Linked DNA regions of Homo sapiens: regions 1 and 2 are each linked to region 3. Evidence: read pairs that join two places in POLR2A ChIA-PET (ENCODE). Cell type or tissue: OCI-LY7. All regions are shown on one strand. Region 1 has its middle 40 kb from the start of ATXN2-AS. Region 2 overlaps TMEM116 (transmembrane protein 116). Region 3 overlaps ALDH2 (aldehyde dehydrogenase 2 family member).

The links. Peaks named below come from ENCODE experiments on the same cell type or tissue, not always from the same donor. Only the 100,000 strongest peaks of a DNase experiment are listed, where the experiment ranks them.
Region 1: POLR2A ChIA-PET joins it to region 3 with 6 read pairs; 5 of 35 experiments call an interaction of 5 or more read pairs at or near these places.
Region 2: POLR2A ChIA-PET joins it to region 3 with 5 read pairs; 4 of 35 experiments call an interaction of 5 or more read pairs at or near these places.

The regions. Positions count from the first base shown.
Region 1 is chr12:111,637,229-111,641,228 of GRCh38, reverse strand. No RefSeq gene overlaps it. Among named protein-coding and RNA genes, the nearest start is that of ATXN2-AS, 40 kb to the right of the region's middle. In OCI-LY7, no CTCF peak of the experiment used is centred here; no DNase peak of the experiment used is centred here.
Region 2 is chr12:111,964,786-111,968,785 of GRCh38, reverse strand. The region is part of intron 4 of TMEM116 (transmembrane protein 116); the gene reads left to right. Among named protein-coding and RNA genes, the nearest start is that of TMEM116, 46 kb to the left of the region's middle. In OCI-LY7, no CTCF peak of the experiment used is centred here; no DNase peak of the experiment used is centred here.
Region 3 is chr12:111,772,467-111,776,466 of GRCh38, reverse strand. The region is part of intron 1 of ALDH2 (aldehyde dehydrogenase 2 family member); the gene reads right to left. Among named protein-coding and RNA genes, the nearest start is that of ALDH2, 7.5 kb to the right of the region's middle. RefSeq lists enhancers at 870-1,059, 2,763-3,334. In OCI-LY7, no CTCF peak of the experiment used is centred here; DNase peaks (open chromatin) are centred at 766 and 2,357; H3K4me3 peaks cover 1,206 bases; H3K27ac peaks cover 1,303 bases.

The DNA of each region.
Region 1 (4,000 bases), 140 kb after region 3:
CCAGGCTGGAGTGCAGTGGCTCCACCTTGGCTCACTGCAACCTCCACCCGCTGGGTTCAAGCGATTCTCCTGCCTCAGCCTCCCGAGTAGCTGCGCTTATAGCATGTGCCACCATGCCCAGCTAATTTTTTGTATTTTTAGTAGAGATGGGGTTTTGTCATGTTGGCGAGGCTGGTCTCGAACTCTTGACCTCAAGTGATCCACCCGCCTCAGCCTCCCAAAGTGCTGGGATTACAGTTGTGAGTCACCGCACCCAGCCACTAAAAGCAATTTTTACACCTGAGACTATTTCCCACTAAGCTGAGATTGTTTTGGTGGGGGGGTTTGTTCTTGGTGGGAAACCGTCATAAATGTGACTTGCTAGAATATATTGATCAATATATAAACACTGAAGCAACTACCCACTCTCTGCTTGCATGGCAAAGTTGTCCTCCTCAAAAGGGCTGAGAAACTGATTTCCACAGCCAGCTAGTAGAGTGTGGAGAACTTGGCAAATCACGAATGAACAACCTTCTGTCATCGTTTAGAAACCCCTCTCCTAGTACAGTCAGGCTCCACAAGCTACAAATACCATCCATGAGATTTGGCTGCCATGCATGATGCCACGTTGCTTGGGCTGGTGGCATATTTTGGCTTGTGCGATGCCATGGGCTTATCTAAAAAAGGAAAAAGTCACTCTTATTTTCTCCAGGATAAAGCTGAATTAACTGCTGCATAGTGACTCTGCTGCATCACTTCTCTTGGCAGCAGAAGGGAAATTAAAAGTCTCTTAAGAATCAGCTGCACCTTAACAGTGCTGGGGGTCCTTTAAACTACCCAGAGACCAGGCTGTCACCTTAATCGAGTTTAGGAAGCCACCGAGTATTCTGTGGCAGACCTTTTCTGTTGGCCAGTCCTTTTCATGCTTCCCTGTGAAAATTCTTGAAATAGAGACCCAGAATACCTATAAAATGGTTGCACCAACAGATGCAGCTTTTTTTTTTTTTTTTGAGACAGAGCCTCACTCTGTTGCCCAGGCTGGAGTGCAGTGGCGCGATCTCAGCTCACTGCAACCTCCGCCTCCTGGGTTCAAGCAATCCTCATGCCTCAGCATCCCAAGTAGCTGGGATTACAGGCACACACCACCATGCCTGGCTAATTTTTGTATTTTTTGTAGAGATGGGGTTTTGCCGTGTTGGCCAGGTTGGTCTCGAACTCCTGACCTCAAGTGATCCACCTACTCGGCCTCCCAAAGTACTGGGATTATAGGCATGAGCCACTGTGCTCAGCCATTTTTTGTATTTTTTGTATTTTGTATTTTGGTAGAGATGGGCTTTTGCCATGTTGGCCGGGCTGGTCTCAAACTCTTGGCCTCTAGTGATCTGCCTGCCTCGGCCTCCCAAAGTGCTGGGATTACAGGTGTGAGCCACTGCGCCTGGCCCAGATATAGCTTTGACAGTAAAGAGTGAAGCAGTAAGAGGGAGAAAAGCCTGTCCTTTAGGAACCCCAAGTTTTATCCTAGAGCCAAGGCCAAGTGTCTGCTTCTCCTCTGCAAGGTGAAGTTGATTTTGCACCTCCCACCCTCACCCACTGGCCTCCCCCAAACCCTGTTCTGTAGTCTCCCTGGAGCAAGTGAAAAGCATTATTTGCATTTGGGTATTAGTGAACTTCAGGGAAGTTACATAAGGCTTTTAATTTTTACTGGAGTGGGGGCTGGCCTCTTTATCCTGATTAATTGCCATAATCAACAACTTCTTTCTTTCTTTCTTTCTTTTTTTGAGATGGAGTCTCGCTCTGTCCCCCAGGCTGGAGTGCAGTGGCACCATCTCAGCTCACTGCAACCTCTGCCTCCTGGGTTCAAGTGATTCTCGTGTCTCAGCCTCCTGAGTAGCTGAGATTATAGGTGCATACTACATGCCCGGCTAATTTTTGTATTTTTAGTAGAGATGGGGTTTTGCCCTGTTGGCCAGGCTGGTCTCAAACTCTTGACCTCAAGTGATCTGCCTGCTTCGGCCTCCCAAAGTGCTAGGATTACAGGCGTGAGCCACCACGCCTGGCCATCTTTTCATGTTTTAGTGATAACCTTTCTTTACCTTGTATTCCTGAAACTCACATGTTCACAGACATTTACGACCATAGGGTCTATCAGACATTAATTTGGAAACTTGTACTTCCAGAAGCCAAAACAATTTCAGAATTATTGTAGCTAGTATGCTTTTCATGAACATTGAGTAGTCTCTCCCTATAATTCTGGAAGCTTAGGAGGACATGAAAGAAAGGGGTTCTGCAGTTGGTTCTTAATCTGGATTTTGCATTCTTGCTGCATGAAAGGAAGAAATGAACAATCTTGTTTTGTACAAGATGATTGCCGTCTTTAGGGCCTAATGTTGAATTGCTTCGAGTGAAAAACTCACTGGAATCATCTGGAAAATGTGGTTTTGGTACTTGGCACGGAGCTGCACTGGTGCAGATAACATTTGTTACTCTAAGGCTAATTACCACACTTACTAAGTGAACTGAAGCAGCTTTGTTTCTTTTCAGACCTTTTTCTAAATCCCCTGACCCAAGACTCCTTTCCGATCCAGCTCAAGATGGCCTTGAAACAAATGCAGGGAGGTTTGTCCAGGAGGGGAAGTCCAAGAGTGAAATTACATGCAAGATCCCAGAACGTGAACGTGTACAGCACTCAGGATAAATCTGGGTGTTTTGTTTGTTTGTTTGTTTTGGTTTTTTTTTGAGACCAAGTCTTGCCCTGTCACCCAGGCTGGAGTGCAGTGCAGTGGCTGGATCTCGGCTCATTGCAACCTCCGCCTCCTGGGTTCAAGCGATTCTCCTGCCTCAGCCTCCCAAGTAGCTGGGATTACAGGTCCCCACCATCACACCTAGCTAATTTTTGTGTTTTCAGTAGAGACGGGGTTTCATTATGTTGGCCAGGCTGGTCTCGAACTCCTGACCTCAAGTGATCCACCCACCTTGGCCTCCCAAAGTGCTGGGATTACAAGCATGAGCCACCACGCCCAGCCTGGGTGTTGTATTTTCAAAAGATAAAAGCAGGCCAGGCATGGTGTCTCACGACTGTAATCCCAGCATTTTGGGAGACCGAGGCAGGAGGATCACCTGAGGTTGGGAGTTTGAGACCACCCTGACCAACATGGAGAAACCCCATCTCTACTAAAAATACAAAATTAGCTGGGCATGGTGGCACATGCCTGTAATCCCAGCTACTCGTGAGGCTGAGGCAGGAGAACCGCTTGAACCCAGGAGGCAGATGTTGTGGTGAGCCAGAGATCGCGCCATTGCACTCCAGCCTGGGCAACAAGAGTGAAACTCCATCTCAAAAAAAAAAAAAAAAAAAAAAAGTAAAAGTAAATCTACAGCACTAAGCATAAATGCCAAATAGGAAAAACAGTTCCAACTTGGCCTCTGTGAGGATGTCTTCTGCCATTTTTTTTGCCCAGAAGAAGCAGCAGGTTCCAGACCAGATTTCCTGGTACATGTGTTTCCTAATTTAAAAAGGAAGAGCCCAGGCTAGGTGCTGTGGCTCACACCTGTCATCCCAACACTCTGGGAGGCCGAGATAAGAGGATCGCTTGAGGCTGGGAGTTCAAGACCAGCCTGGGCAACATAGACCTTGTCTCTACTAAAAATTAAAAACAATTAGCCAGGGGTGGCGCATGCCTGTAGTCCCAGCTACTCAGGAGGCTAAGGCAGGAGGATCTCTGGAGCCCAGGAGTTCGAGCTTGCAGTGAGCTATGATCGCACCACTGCTCTCCCAGCTATATCAACTCCTGGTTCTAATTCTCAATCCCTTGATTATGGCCCAATAGGCAAAAGTTCAGGTTTTCCCTAGAGAACTGGGAGAACTCAAGTCCCCTGTAAAAGAATGAGATGTTTCCGGCCGGGTGCGGTGGCTCATGCCTGTAATCCCAGCACTTTGTGAGGCTGAGGCGGGCGGATCACCTGAGGTCAGGAGTTTGAGACCAGCCTGGCCAACATGGCAAAACCCTGTCTCTACTAAAAT
Region 2 (4,000 bases), 190 kb before region 3:
CCTGACCTCAGGTGATCCACCTGCCTCAGCCTCCCAAAGCTGGGATTACAGGCATGAGCCATTGCACTTGGCCTAATATAGATGTTTTTAAAAAATATTTCTCCAATGTCTCAACTTACTGAAAAGATAGAATGTAGTTATGATGACTATTTTATTGTCCTTTACTTCTAGTTCTAATATCTGTTTCAGTCCTGGGTAGGTTTCAGTTGATTTAGTATTCTCCTTAGTATAGGTCATGTTTTCCTTTTTCTTTGTATGACTGGTAATCTTCTACTGAATGCCAGACATTTCAAATTTTATCTTCTTGGGTGCTAGATATTTCTGTATTACCATAACTATTCTTGAATTGTATTCTTGGATGCAGTTAAATTACTTGGAAATAGTTTGAATCATTCAGGTCTTGCTTTTATAATTTGTTAGGTGGGTATGGAATGATGCTCATTCTCAGGATAATTATTTCTCACTAATGAGGCAAGACCTTCCTGAGTACTCTACCCCATATACCTTGTTGAATTATCAGTTTTTCTAGTCTTGGTGGTGAGAACAGGCACTATTGTTGGCACCATGTGGACTCTAGATACTGTTCTATCTAATCTTTTCAATGGTTCTTTCTTCAGCTTTGAGACGTTTATTTAGACACATGCGCCAGTCAGTAGATCTTGCAAATCCTCTGCAAATCTATGAGGTTCTCTGTGAAGCCTTTTGTTTGTTTGTTTGTTTTTCTTCAGCACCCTTTCCAATGAATTCTAGCTACCTTGGTCTCCTTGGACTCTCAGTTCTGTCTCCTCAATGCAGGGAGTTCACAAGGCCTCCCTCAGTTTCCATTTCCTGTGCTGTGGCATAAAAACTTTTTCTAGGAGGTAAGATAGGGCAGTTAAAGAGTTCACTTTATTCATTTCTCTTCTCCCTGAGATTATTGCCCTTTGTTGTCTGATGTCTGGTGTCTTGAAAACCATTGTTTCAGATGTTTTATCTAATTTTCGTTTGCTTGCTAGGAGAGTAAATACAGTTCTGTCACTCCATCTTGGCCAGAAGTGGAAGTCCCAGTTTGTTTTTTTAAAGTGTATTTTTTTCCCCACCTATGTAGGGATCATTAGGGCTTGTATCATTGTGTCATTACTGTGATATCAAGTGTTTATTATTATAGTTGTTAGGTGCAAATTTTATACTAAAACTCAGGGACAGATAATATGCTAAAAATATTTCAACTTTTGGATATTCAGGGAAATTGGGAGGCCTCAGAGATCATATTATTTAAATAACTTATAATATATATCTAAATTATTCTTTAGAAAAAAAAATCCAGGTGCTTCCAGACTTAAGTAAAAGTTTCAGTATTCCTTATTGTCTTTTCTTCTGATAAGCCTGCCAGGTTGGAGGAAAAAAATACACTATTTTACTTGGCTCCCTTCTTTAAATTGAGGTCCACAATTCAAATGAAATAGTGCAACTTGTCCATTTATTCAACTTTAGGAGAGCAATGGTAAAGAAAGTACTACAGCTAGACTTAGGAGACCTAGATTCTCATTTTAGTTTTGTTATTAAGAATCTGTATGATTTCGAGGAAGTTGTTTTTATATTTATCAATTTTTTTTCTAAAAATGAAAATCATTGCCATTCTAATCTACATCAGATTTAAAGTGTTAAATAAGATGTCTGCACACATGTTTTGTAAAATTAAAGGTTCTCTATGAGTGTATGGTGTTTTTATGGATTTCTCTGAGCAAGGGAATCAAGATCATTAAACTAAGCACTATACCAATAGTGATTGTTTCTTCCTAGTCTTGAAAGTGGATCCAGTTTATTGCATAGTTTGGAAAGGCTTCAGACAGTTTCCTATGGAGAGATCTGTTTGATTAGGAATAAGCTTCTGTCTGACAAGATAGGCTGACCAAGCTGGTCTGTTAAGGCATTAGAGCCTCTTTCTCCCAAAATTGGTTTGGAAATGTCCTAGATCTTTTGACTAGATGTAGGAAACTTAGAGCTGGTCATGGAGGAGAAATGGCTCAGTACAGCTGGAGCACTCTTAGTTTGCAAGCCCAAGAGAGGCTATGAGAAGAGAAAATATACTCCAACTGTATAAGCCATCAGAAGAGAAATAGTAAGAAGTGCCCTGAACAACAGGTTAGGAGATCTGGGTCAGTACCAAACCATAGCCCCATTTTATGTGGTCTAACACCTCTTTTACGAGTTATGATGCTAAGAAACTGGCAATTCTCTTTTAAAAACTGAGTAGTTCCAAATCCTGAAACTATTCCAAGTTTGGCTTAAATATAATTTTCCACAAACCTTAGGAAAACATTTTCTTGTCTAGACTGTATTAATTTTCTGATTTTCCTATTACTGTTGACCTATCTAAGTTGACAGTACACTCAGGCATCAGTTTTACAGAATCAGAATTTCCTATAGTAGTTTTTAAGTAGTTGACGAGATCACCTTAAGTCTGGTACCACAGCTAAATTTCTTCTTTGTTTTTTTTTGAGATGGAGTCTTGCTCTGTTGCCCAGGCTGGAGTGCAGTGGTGCAATCTCTGCTCACTGCAACCTCTGCCTTCTAGGTTCAAGCAATTCTTCTGCCTCAGCCTCCCAAGTAGCTGGGATTGCAGGTGCACACCATCACACCTGGCTAATTTTTGTACTTTTAGTGGAGATAGGGTTTTGCCACGTTGGCCAGACTGGTCTCAAACTCCTGACCTCAGGTGATCAGCCGCCTCAGCCTCCCAAAGTGCTGGGATTACAGGCATGAGCCACCGTGCCTGGCCTCAAATTTCTTCTTAAACAAATGAGGATGAGAATGTTTTAAATGGATCTTTATCTTAATTTTTTGTTGTTGTTTATTTATTTATTTATTGAGACAAAGTCTCACTCCTTCACCCAGGCTGGAGTGCAGTGGCATGATCTCAGCTCATTGCAACCTCCGCCTCCCAAGTTCAAGTGAGTTTCCTGCCTCAGCCTCCAGAGTACCTGGGACTACAGGCATACGCCACCATGCCTGGCTAAGGCTAATTTTTGTATTTTTTTTTTTAGGGGAGACGGGGTTTCGCCATGTTTGCCAGGCTGGTCCTGAATGCCTGACCTCAAGTGATTCACCGCTTGGGCCTCCCAAAGTGCTGGGATTACAGGTGTGAGCCACTGCACCTGGCCTCCTTAAATGTATCTTTATGGCCTAATTTTCACCTTTGCACCCAGTTGGTAAGAACTGTTTAAAAATACTTCCTATTTCCTTCCACTTTAGAGCTGGGAATTAGATGTTGTAATTGCTTATTTTGTTATTCCAATGAAAAACCCAAACCTGACTCTTTCCTCTCTTTCCATGTTAATGGAGCATTCTGGTAGCTAGTTTAATACTCTTTAAAGATCTGGAGACCAAGACAGAAATATGTACTCTCCTTATAAATGGATGATTTTTATTTTTTCTGTATTAAAAAATTTGGTGTGTTGTTCACTATGTAAGTTAAAATATCAAAGAGGGATATACAACTGAAAAGTAAAAGTTCACCTTTCTTTCCTTTCTCCTACTTCTATAATTTGATCAGTTTAGATAAAATATCTCTGCTTTTCAAAATTACTCTCTAGCTGGCTCTTGAGGAAAAAAAAATGGGGGTAGGAGGAGCTGGGGCCTTCCCTTATTTATACAAGCCGATGAAGAGGTCCTAGACTTTTGGAGAGTCACAGTAAAGAAAGAAAACCAGTCACCTGATTTAAACAAACAATATATTCAGGTTTCTGAATCTAGATTTCTAGTTCCAGTCTTTGAACAGAAAAAACCTTTTAGAAAAACTCTTTGCTCTTTACCTGGGCATGGTGGCTTCATGCCTGTAATCTCAGCACTTTGAGAGGCTGAGGTGGGAGGATCGCTTGAGTCCAGGAGTTTGAGACCAGCCTGGGTGACATATTGAGAGCCCTGTCTCTACAAAAAAATTTTTTTTAAATTAGCTGGGCATGGTGGTGCGCACCTGTGGTCCCAGCTACTCAGGAGGCTGAAGTGAGAGGATCACTTG
Region 3 (4,000 bases):
CTGACTCCATCCCTCACAGATTTGACCCTGGGCAAATCCCTTCACTTCCCAGATGCCTCATCGAGTACTTCTGGGGGCTGATGTGAAGGTTAAATGCAAGAACGAGTGTACAGTTCCTAAGCTAGGACCTTGCCCGCAGGGGGTCCTGCAGTGTTCTAGATCCTGCAGCTCTCTCGTAGCTTAAAGATTCTTAGGAGCGAGGGCCAGGTCTATACTCTTTATGTTGTTCCCTGCACCAAAGCATACTAAATTGTCCTGGATTTTAAACTTTATTTTGCAAAGATCAGGAAGTAGGAAGGGGAGAGGTGGGCCAGTCTGGCTAAAACCCCACCAGCCCCACCCCTTCCTCGCTGGGCTGGCCCCTCTGATTTAGATTAGGATCCTGGAAAGACCACTCCCTGGCATGTTTGCCTTTCAAAGCCCAGAATGTTCTCAATCACCCTTCACTGTTGAACCAGGCTGCATTTTCAACAACCCATCCTCCCTTCTCCACTGATAAGATAAACCTGGGTCTGCTGTAGGACGCTGGAAACCTCCTCCGGTTTACATTTCCCATTTCCCTTCTCCCAGAGCCAGACTCAGTGGCTTCCCTCCCCGGTGGGGGGCTGGGTAGGAACTGTTCTCACACTGAGTTTCTGCCAAAGTTCTGCTTCAAGTGAGGAGCAGTTTTCCTGAATAAACACCAGGCCAGACTCTGGGCCAAATGCTTTATAACCTCCTGACCAGAAACCCGAAGCTCGACTTACATAACACACGTAAACGCTCTTGGGCGGGGCGTGGTGGGGGGATGTCCTAGCTCCCACTTCCTCTTTATAGTTTCCAGAAGCACAGTGATGTCTGGAGTTGACATTTTCAATCTAGACTGTAGGCAAAACATAAAGATTTTCTATCAAAATACTCTAATTCCTACATATTTTAATAAATACATCTCACTTTGTTTTGTAAAAATTGGATTCATTCACCCACGCATTCCATAAGCTTTCACTGACAGCCCTGGCCACTCCAGCACAGGGAGTCCAAGAGCCAAGTCCTGGCTTGTGGGAGCTGAAGTCCTGGTGAGGAGAGGGCGCAGGAAACAAGCAAAACCAAGCAAGTGAGAAGCAGGAGGAGGCTTGGCCAGCTGAGGGGTCTGAAGGGTGACTGCTAGGAAGAGCCTGGGGACAGGAGGAGTGGCTGCAGGGTGTAGGTGAGGGGAGAGCGGGGGGCTCGCGATTCTACCTGCTGTGTGCCAGGATCTGCACTTGATGCTGGGAGGACCCAGGAGACCAGAGAACCGGGACACTGCCGTGTCCTTTCTAAGTGGGGGTAATAGACTTGCTGTTTGCTAACTCGCTTTTCTCAGTTTCTCTTGGACGTTATTCCACAGGCAGCTCTGCCTCATGTTAAGCCACATAGCGTTCCTCAACACGGTCAGGCCATGGTTTATTTAACGATTTCCTACAAATGCACTTTTAGGACAAGTGATCGCCATTCCAGCAACAGCTGTGGCGAACCCTTTCACATGCGTTTTTCCAAACATGGGGCAGATTACTGTGTAGAAATTAGAACTACTGAGTTAGAGGGTAACAGGATCCCTCTTCACCTTGGCTATCTTGTTCTCCATGCCAGGCAGAGACTTAGTGGTGATTGTGGTGGTCGAGGGGCTCAGGAGCTGGGGCAGGGTCAGTGCCCAGAGCAGGACAACTGGACCTTGGGGGCGGAGGTCAGACCAAGGCCAGGAGAGAATGAAATTCTGGCCACCACCCCCAGACCTCATGACAATGGGTGGTTATCATCTGCCCAGGGTCTCCAATGAAAGGCTAAACTGTGTTCAGTAATCATCTGCCCAGGGTCTCCAATGAAAGGCTAAACTGTGTTCAGTAGTTCTGATTTAAGGAGGCAGGATACATTCTAGAAAGATTTCAGTTCAAGCTTTGATGCATGAGAGAACTGGACATGTTACCTAGGAAATCCCCGTCCCTGGAACACCGTATTTTCCCAAAGAGTGAGCAAGCTAATGGCGCGGTTTTGCAGCCTGGGATGATCCCAACGGCATGTGCTCTTTCACTTGCTAATCTGCGGTTAGGTGATTATGTCCGATGGAAAGCAGATGCCATTGCTTGTATTACAAGATTCCAGGGAGTAAAGTTCAAGACAAACACGGAATGCCACACACATTCCCTCTTCCCCACACATAATCCAGAACCCCAGGTTAGTTGGGGATCAAGGCGAGGGGCAGTCATCTCCCCAGGCTTGCTCGGGACACTCCCGAACCAAGACTAACCCAGGCAGACAGACGCCAGCCCTCTGCCCCACTCCCCCACCCCAGGGCCTTTTTTCACCACTTCAAAGATGGGAGTTTCAATTCCACTTTGGACTGTTTGCCAGACAGGCGCGGTTTCAACTTGTTCTGCTTACGGTTTGGCAACCTCTATCTTGCTGCAATGGACTTTCCCTGAGCCAGTTTCACCACTCCCTATGCGTCCCCATGTTCCCACTCTTTTAAACTTCCAAATACTTTGCAATAAGGTCCTTTTGAGTAGAAATACTGGGTTCTCATTAAGCAACCCTTTACCTCACTTCTGGAGCACAAAACTGTAAACATGGTTTCGTAAATGGCAACCATTCATTATTCAATAAATATTTACCCAACAGTGATCCTATGCTAAGGTGCTAGGTGCCAGGAATGCAAAAGTGAACAATACAAACATGGCTCCTCCTCTCTGATTTTAAAATTCTATTCAATTGTCCCTTAAATGTTTATTAATACATTCTTATGGTCTGATCATTATTCAGGGAGGTCAAGTTCACATTAAGTTATAAGTTTGAAAGTGGGCTTCAAATTCTGCCCTGCCCAACCTTCACACACATGCCCTTAGTTATACTTAATGTGAACTTGACCTCCCTGAGCCTCAGTTTCCTCACCCGCAAGACGGGACAGCAATACTACCAGGCTTATAGAGTTGCGGGTAGGATGAAAGGTGAAATGCAGGTAGAAGTCCTCAGTAGAGGGCCTGATGGAAAATAGGTGATGAATAATCATGATTACTGGAGCAGGGAATACATACACATGTCCACAACATGTAAATTCTCAACTCAGCTTGACCTCAGGAGCACAAACATTATTATAGCCCTGTCACCTGAAACTCAAGTGTGTCCCACAGATTCTGGGCAGGCAGGAAGTATTGAATGCCCATTTGTGTTCTCTGATTAAAAACACGGGCCGGCCACGGTGGCTCATGCCTGTAATCCCAGCACTTTGGGAGGCTGAGGCGGGCGGTGTCACTGGGCCCCACCACAACCTCCGCCTCCTGGGTTCAAGCGTTTCTCCTGTCTCAGCCTCCCAGGTAGCTGGGATTACAGGTACATGCCACCACACCGGCCAATTTTTGTATTTTTAGTAGAGACGGGGTTTCATCATATTGGTCAGGCTGGTCTCCACCTGAGGTGATCCGCCTGCCTCGGCCTCCCAAGGTGCTGGGATTACAGGCATGAGCCACCACACCCAGCCTGCCTAAATCTATTTCTTTTTGTTTTTTTTTTTTGAGACGGAGTCTCACTCTGTCACTAGGCCTCACTCTTATGCCAGGGCATGAGCTGCCATGCCCGGCCACCTAAATCTATTTCTATAGAGGCTCTTAAAACTCCTAGCTGGATGTTGTGGCCCATGCCTATAATCCCAGTGCCTCTAGTGGCTGACGCAGGAGGATCGCTTCAGCCCAAGAGTTTGAGGTTGCAGTGAGTTATGATCATGCCATTGCACTCCAGCCTGGGCAACAGAGCAAGACCCTGTCTCAAAAAAAAAAAAAAAAACCAAAAAAAAAAGAGGCCAGGTGCAGTGGCTCACGCCTGTAATCCCAGCACTTTGGGAGGCCAAGGCGGGTGGATCACAAGGTCAGGAGTTTGAGACTAGCCTGGCCAACATGGTGAAACCCCAACTCTACTAAAAATACAAAATTAGCTGGGCATGGTGGCGGCACCCGTAATCCCAGCTACTCAGGAGGCTGAGGCAGGAGAATCG